Regions from separate parts of the Homo sapiens genome. Here region 1 is linked to region 2. A link is an interaction called in ENCODE POLR2A ChIA-PET data of the cell type or tissue named here. Cell type or tissue: A673. All regions are shown on one strand. Links, peaks and the distances in the headings refer to the core of each region. The heading gives the core; the rest is flanking DNA.

Region 1 (2,807 bases), core at 215-2,714, 110 kb after region 2:
ACATGCCAGCCATAATGGAGGATGGTCTTTCTTCTACCCTAGACATTTCACACTGAACAGGCCTCACTTGGATCTCGGACATCTTCCTTTCTGCACTGTGCAGATCCCCTCAGTATATGCAGAGAACAGAAAATCATTTTGCTGCCAGTGGAAGGTAGACAGAAGCTACGTTTATTGGGGAAGAAAATACCCTTGCTGTCAAACCATGGCCTGAAAATAAAGGCCTTGGATTACTCCCACCCATCTCCACTCCATGGGTGCAGAGAATGCTGAGGGTGCTTGCATACGAGACCATAAAGTTGTAAAGGATGCCTTCCAGCCCCCATTTGGTTTGTTATGGTGAGAGCTGGGGCCTCTGTGAGTGGCAAGCATCAAAACCCACGACCACAGCCGTTGGTACTGCTTTCAAAAGCATAGCACCCACCCTAATGCCCTGATAAAGGATTTGTCCAGTAGCCTGGGCGTCAGGATTCCTGGGCTCTAGGCCCCACAGGTGATTCACAGCTAGCCCCAGGCTGTGCCTCCTGGCCTCAGTTTTCCTGGCTTGCTCTATTGGTACTTCCTACCTACTCTGTGGGGTGTTAATAGGGGTGAGGTGCTTTGAACTTCTCAGATGAAAGAGGCTGGGAAGCAGCACCCAGTTATTATCCCCTTTACAGCCAGGCGTGGGAGCTGAGGTTGCTTTCATACTGTTCCAGCCACAGTAGCCTCCTCATAGCCCCTCATTCATCTGCCTTTGGCTCTGGCTGCCACAACCAGAAAGCAAAGCAGTCAGTCCTATTTCAATGCTGTTTCAGAACAGATGTCCCTAAATTAATTTGCCAACTGCCCAAACCACTGGTGAACTATCTATGATTCAGTAATACTTTACAGGTGCCTAATTTCTTTCTCCTGATTGGCTGCAAAACCTGTGGGACAAGGGCTGTGACTTCTCACCAATAAATATACCAAAGGAGGGATACTCGCAATTTAGTCAGCAAAATGGGTTATGAGAAAGCCAGGCTGACCAAAGTTCAAACTTCTCATCTTTCTGCTTCCTCACTGTAACACGGGCAATGGCTTATTAATTCTCCCCATCCTGTCTATCTCTAATGAGGATTGTGTGTGTGGAAGCACTCTAAAATACCAAGCACTTCATATGTGTTAATAAGTCCAAATGTGGCCGGGTGCAGTGGCTCACGCCTGTAATCCCAGCACTTTGGGAGGCCAAGGCGGGTAAATCATGAGGTCAGTAGTTCAAGACCAGCCTGAACAACATGGTGAAACCCCGTCTTTACTAAAAATACAAAAATTAGCCGGGCATGTGGTAGGCGCCTGTAATCCCAGCTACTCGGGAGGCTGAGGCAGAGAATTGCTTGAACCTGGGAGGCGGAGGTTGCAGTGAGCCGAGATTGTGCCACTGGACTCCAGCCTGGGCGACAGAGAGAGACTTTGTCTCCAAAAAAAGAAAGTCCAAATACATGCAAATAAAACTTGGCATAACAGTCTTGCCCAAGCCATCAGTCCTGCCCCTTCTGCCACCAGGTTACAACTGCAAAAAATTAGGTTGGGGTGCCACCTACTGGTTGAAAAATATATGAACTGCATCCAGCCAGTTGCAAGAGCAAAGAAAAAACTTCCAAGCCCTCTTGATTTTTGCCACACTCTCATAGGAACTGCCATATTATATAATTAATATTTTTCTTTACACAACTTACTATTTTTTTTTGAGACAGAGTCTTGCTCTGTCGCCCAGGTTGGAATGTAGGCACAATCTTGGCTCACTGCAACCTCCGCCTCCTGGGTTCAAGCAATTCTTCTGCCTCAGCCTCCCCAATAGCTGGGATTATAGGCGTGCAACACCATGCCCAGCTAATTTTTATGTTTTTAGTAGAGAGGGGTTTCACCATGTTGGCCAGGCTGGTCTCGAACTCCTGACCTCAGGTGATCCGCCCGCCTCAGCCTCCCAAAGTGCTGGGCTTACAGGCATGAGTGAACACGCCCAGCCTTGTATTTCATTTTTGAAGTACACCTTTTTTTTGAGACAAAGTCTCGCTCTGTCACCAGGCTGGAGTGCAGTGGTGCAATCTCAGCTCACTGTAACCTCTGACTCCTGGGTTCAAATGATTCTCCTGCCTCAGCCTCCCAAGTAGCTGGAACTACAGGTACGCGCCACCTATGCCCAGCTAATTAAAAAAATTTTTTGGTAGAGATGGGGTTTCACCATGTTGGCCAGGATGGTCTCGATCTCTTGACCTTGGGATCCGCCTGCCTCGGCCTCCCAAAGTGCTGGGATTACAGGCGTGAGCCACCGCACCCAGCCTTGAAGTAAACTTTTAACCACTACTGTAAATGGAAAACTAGTTAACACTTGTCAACAATAGAATAAAACCATAAAACAAATACAGTGAATATAAAACATTAACAAAGTTCTAGTTAGGAAGTGTTGCCTGTGAAAGCTGAAGCTTGAGGCTCTGTTAAAACTGAAAATTGTGGGACATGGTGGCTCACACCTGTAGTCCCAGTTACTCAGGCGTCTGAGGCGGGAAGATCACATGAGCCCAGGAGTTTGAGTCCAGCCTGGGCCATATAGCAAGACCCCATCTTTTAAAAAACAAACCTCAGAACCAAAAACTGAAGATTAATAAAAACACATGACTGGAGACTGAATGTAAATCCTATGTGACTGAATGTGAATTATATGCTTTGGGGAAATACTGATTATTCCAAGGCTAGGTGACACTCCCTCATTCTTCCCCAAACCCCTGGGCCCGGAAGACTGAAGAAAAGTTTGGAAGTCACAAAAAGTAGAAAATAAACTCTTGTAT
Region 2 (2,776 bases), core at 277-2,776:
GTGTTTTATTTTGGGGTCTTTTGAGACAGGACCCTGCTCTGTTCCCCAGGCTGAATTGCAGTGGCATGACCACAGTTCACTGCAGCCTCGACCTCCCAGGCTCAAGTGATCCTCCCACCTCAGCCTTCTGAGTAGTTGGGACTACAGGCACACACCACCACACCCAGCTAATTTTTTTTATTTTTTATATTTATTTATTTATTTAGAGACTGTCTCACTCTGTTGCCCAAGCTGGAGTGTAATGGCACACTTTCAGCTCACTGCCACCTCTGCTTTCCAGGTTCAACCAATTGTCCTGCCTCAGCCTCCCAAGTAGCTGGTGTTACAGGCACCCGCCACCATGCCCTGCTAATTTTTATATTTTTAGACTGGGTTTCACCATGTTAGCCAGGCTGGTCTCAAAATCCTGACCTCCAGTGAGCTGCCTGCCTTGGCCTCTGAAAGTGCTGGGATTACAGGCATGATCCACCATGCCCGGCCTTTTTTTTTTTTTTTTAAATAGAGATGGGGTCTCAGTGTGTTGCCAGGGCTAAAGACTGCTTATTTTGATGTGCAAAATAAGTGTTCAGAGTAGGTGGTTTAACTTCTATCAGTCAACTTTTTGGTTTCCAAAAGGATTCTTAATGATACATATGTCTTGGATCTTTGGTGTTAGAAATAGCAAATGGTAAGCTTGTGGTTTGCCATTTCTCCTACTGTTTTATGTGGTCCTACGTGTTGACTCTGGTGCTAGAGTACAGAAGGCTCATGTGATTAGGTTTAACAACTTCTTTAGCCACTAAATCTTACTGAGTTGTTGTTGATGAACCAAGGTAGAATAGGGCGATTGACTATAAAGAGGTGGATTTGGTAGAACTTCAGAATGATGGAAGTGCAAAGTTTGCATTGGGCCCCTCAAGAAATAATGCAAAGCCACCTCTGGGTGCTATGCTGAGGGTTCCAGTCTGGTTGGGATTTAGCATGACAAAAAGTGGTACAGTTCAGCATTTCATCTATGCCTTTTGCCACAGACAGGGCCCTTAAATGGAAATACAACTTGACTTTGGAGGTGGCTTTGAGGAAGGCAGTACTTAAAGGACACAGCAGGGCTCTGCTTCAAAGAATTACACCCTTTGAAATTGAGCTATTGTGGCCGGGTGCGGTGGCTCACTCCTGTAATCCTAGCACTTTGGGAGGCTGAGGCAGGTGGATCACCTGAGGTCAGAAGTTCAAGACCAGCCTGCCCAGCATGGCAAAACCCCATCTCTACTAAAAATACAAAAAAATAGCCAGGCATGGTGGTGGGCGCCTGTAATCCCAGCTACTCACGAGGCTGAGGCAGAATGGCTTGAACCTGGGAGGCGGAGGTTGCAGTGAGCCGAGATCATGCCATTGCACTCCAGCCTGGGAGATGAGTGAAACTCCATCTCAAAAAAAAATTGGCCGGGCATGGTGGCTCACCCCTGTAATCCCAGCATTTTGGGAGGCTGAGGCAGGCGGATAACGAGGTCAGGACATCGAGACCATCCTGGCTAATACGGTGAAACCCTGTCTCTACTAATAAAGTACAAAAAATTAGCCGGGCGTGGTGGCAGGTGCCTGTAGTCCCAGCTACTTGGGAGGCTGAGGCAGGAGAATGGCGTGAACCCGGGAGGCGGAGCTTGCAGTGAGCTGAGATCGCGCCACTGCTCTCCAGCCTGGGCAACAGAGCGAGACTCCATCTCAAAAAAAAAAAAAATTGAACTATTGTTTGCTATCTAGAGCTTGAACTCTCTTAGTATCTTTCGTGGGAGGTAGAAGATAAGAAAATCTGGGTGTTGGCCGGGCTCGGTGGCTCATGCCTGTAATTCCAGCATTTTGGGAAGCCGAGGCAGGTGGATCACCTGAAGTCAGGAGTTCGAGACCAGCCTGACCAACATGGAGAAAGCCCATCTCTACTAAAAATACAACATTAGCCGGGTGTGGTGGTACATGCCTGTAATCCCAGCTATTTGGGAGGCTGAGAAAGGAGAATTGCTTGAACCTGGGAGGCTGAGATTGCAGTGAGCCGAGATTTCACCATTGCACTCCAGCCTGGGCAACAAGAGTGAAACTCTGTCTCAAAAAAAAAAAAAAGAAAATCTGGGTGTTAGCTGGACATGGTGGTGCATGCCTCATAGTCTTAGGCACTCAGGAGGCTGAGGAAGGCAGATTGTTTGAGCTCAGGAGATTAAGGCTGCAGTAAGCTATGATCACACCACTGCATTCCAGCCAGGGTGCCAGAGCAATACCCTGTCTCAAGAAAATAAATTAAAGAAAAATAATATCTGGATGTTGCATAGTTCTAGTTTTGGGGACCCATAAATGTTTTCCTTTTAATCCTTACTAGATGATCACACAGCACTATTTGGCTCCAGTTCAAATCTAAAAGCTCAGAGTCTAACCTTTGTCTCTCTCACTTTCCATCTTCTTCCTTAGGCCGCCAGGCTACCCCAATATGAATCAAGGGGGCATGATGGGAACTGGACCTCCTTATGGACAAGGGATTAATAGTATGGCTGGCATGATCAACCCTCAGGGACCCCCATATTCCATGGGTGGAACCATGGCCAACAATTCTGCAGGTAAGTGCTAGTCATTCTCACTAGGGATTTCTTCAAGAGTCACATCACAGCTAAACTTACTGGACTTGAGAATTTTTTTCTCTTTTACAGGGATGGCAGCCAGCCCAGAGATGATGGGCCTTGGGGATGTAAAGTTAACTCCAGCCACCAAAATGAACAACAAGGCAGATGGGACACCCAAGACAGAATCCAAA

What was found. Peaks named below come from ENCODE experiments on the same cell type or tissue, not always from the same donor. Only the 100,000 strongest peaks of a DNase experiment are listed, where the experiment ranks them.
Region 1: POLR2A ChIA-PET joins it to region 2 with 5 read pairs; 3 of 35 experiments call an interaction of 5 or more read pairs at or near these places.

The regions. Positions count from the first base shown.
Region 1 is chr1:26,876,594-26,879,400 of GRCh38, forward strand. GPN2 (GPN-loop GTPase 2) reads right to left here. Exons shown (of 5, transcript NM_018066.4): 5 at 1-2,807. GPN2-AS1 (GPN2 antisense RNA 1) reads left to right here. Exons shown (of 2, transcript NR_199049.1): 2 at 1,525-1,652. Among named protein-coding and RNA genes, the nearest start is that of GPN2-AS1, 1.9 kb to the left of the region's middle. In A673, for the core only: a CTCF peak has its summit at 1,556 (motif pointing left); a DNase peak (open chromatin) is centred at 1,528.
Region 2 is chr1:26,763,785-26,766,560 of GRCh38, forward strand. It overlaps ARID1A (AT-rich interaction domain 1A), which reads left to right. Exons shown (of 20, transcript NM_006015.6): 9 at 2,437-2,582; 10 at 2,673-2,776. Among named protein-coding and RNA genes, the nearest start is that of PIGV, 23 kb to the right of the region's middle. In A673, for the core only: no CTCF peak of the experiment used is centred there; no DNase peak of the experiment used is centred there.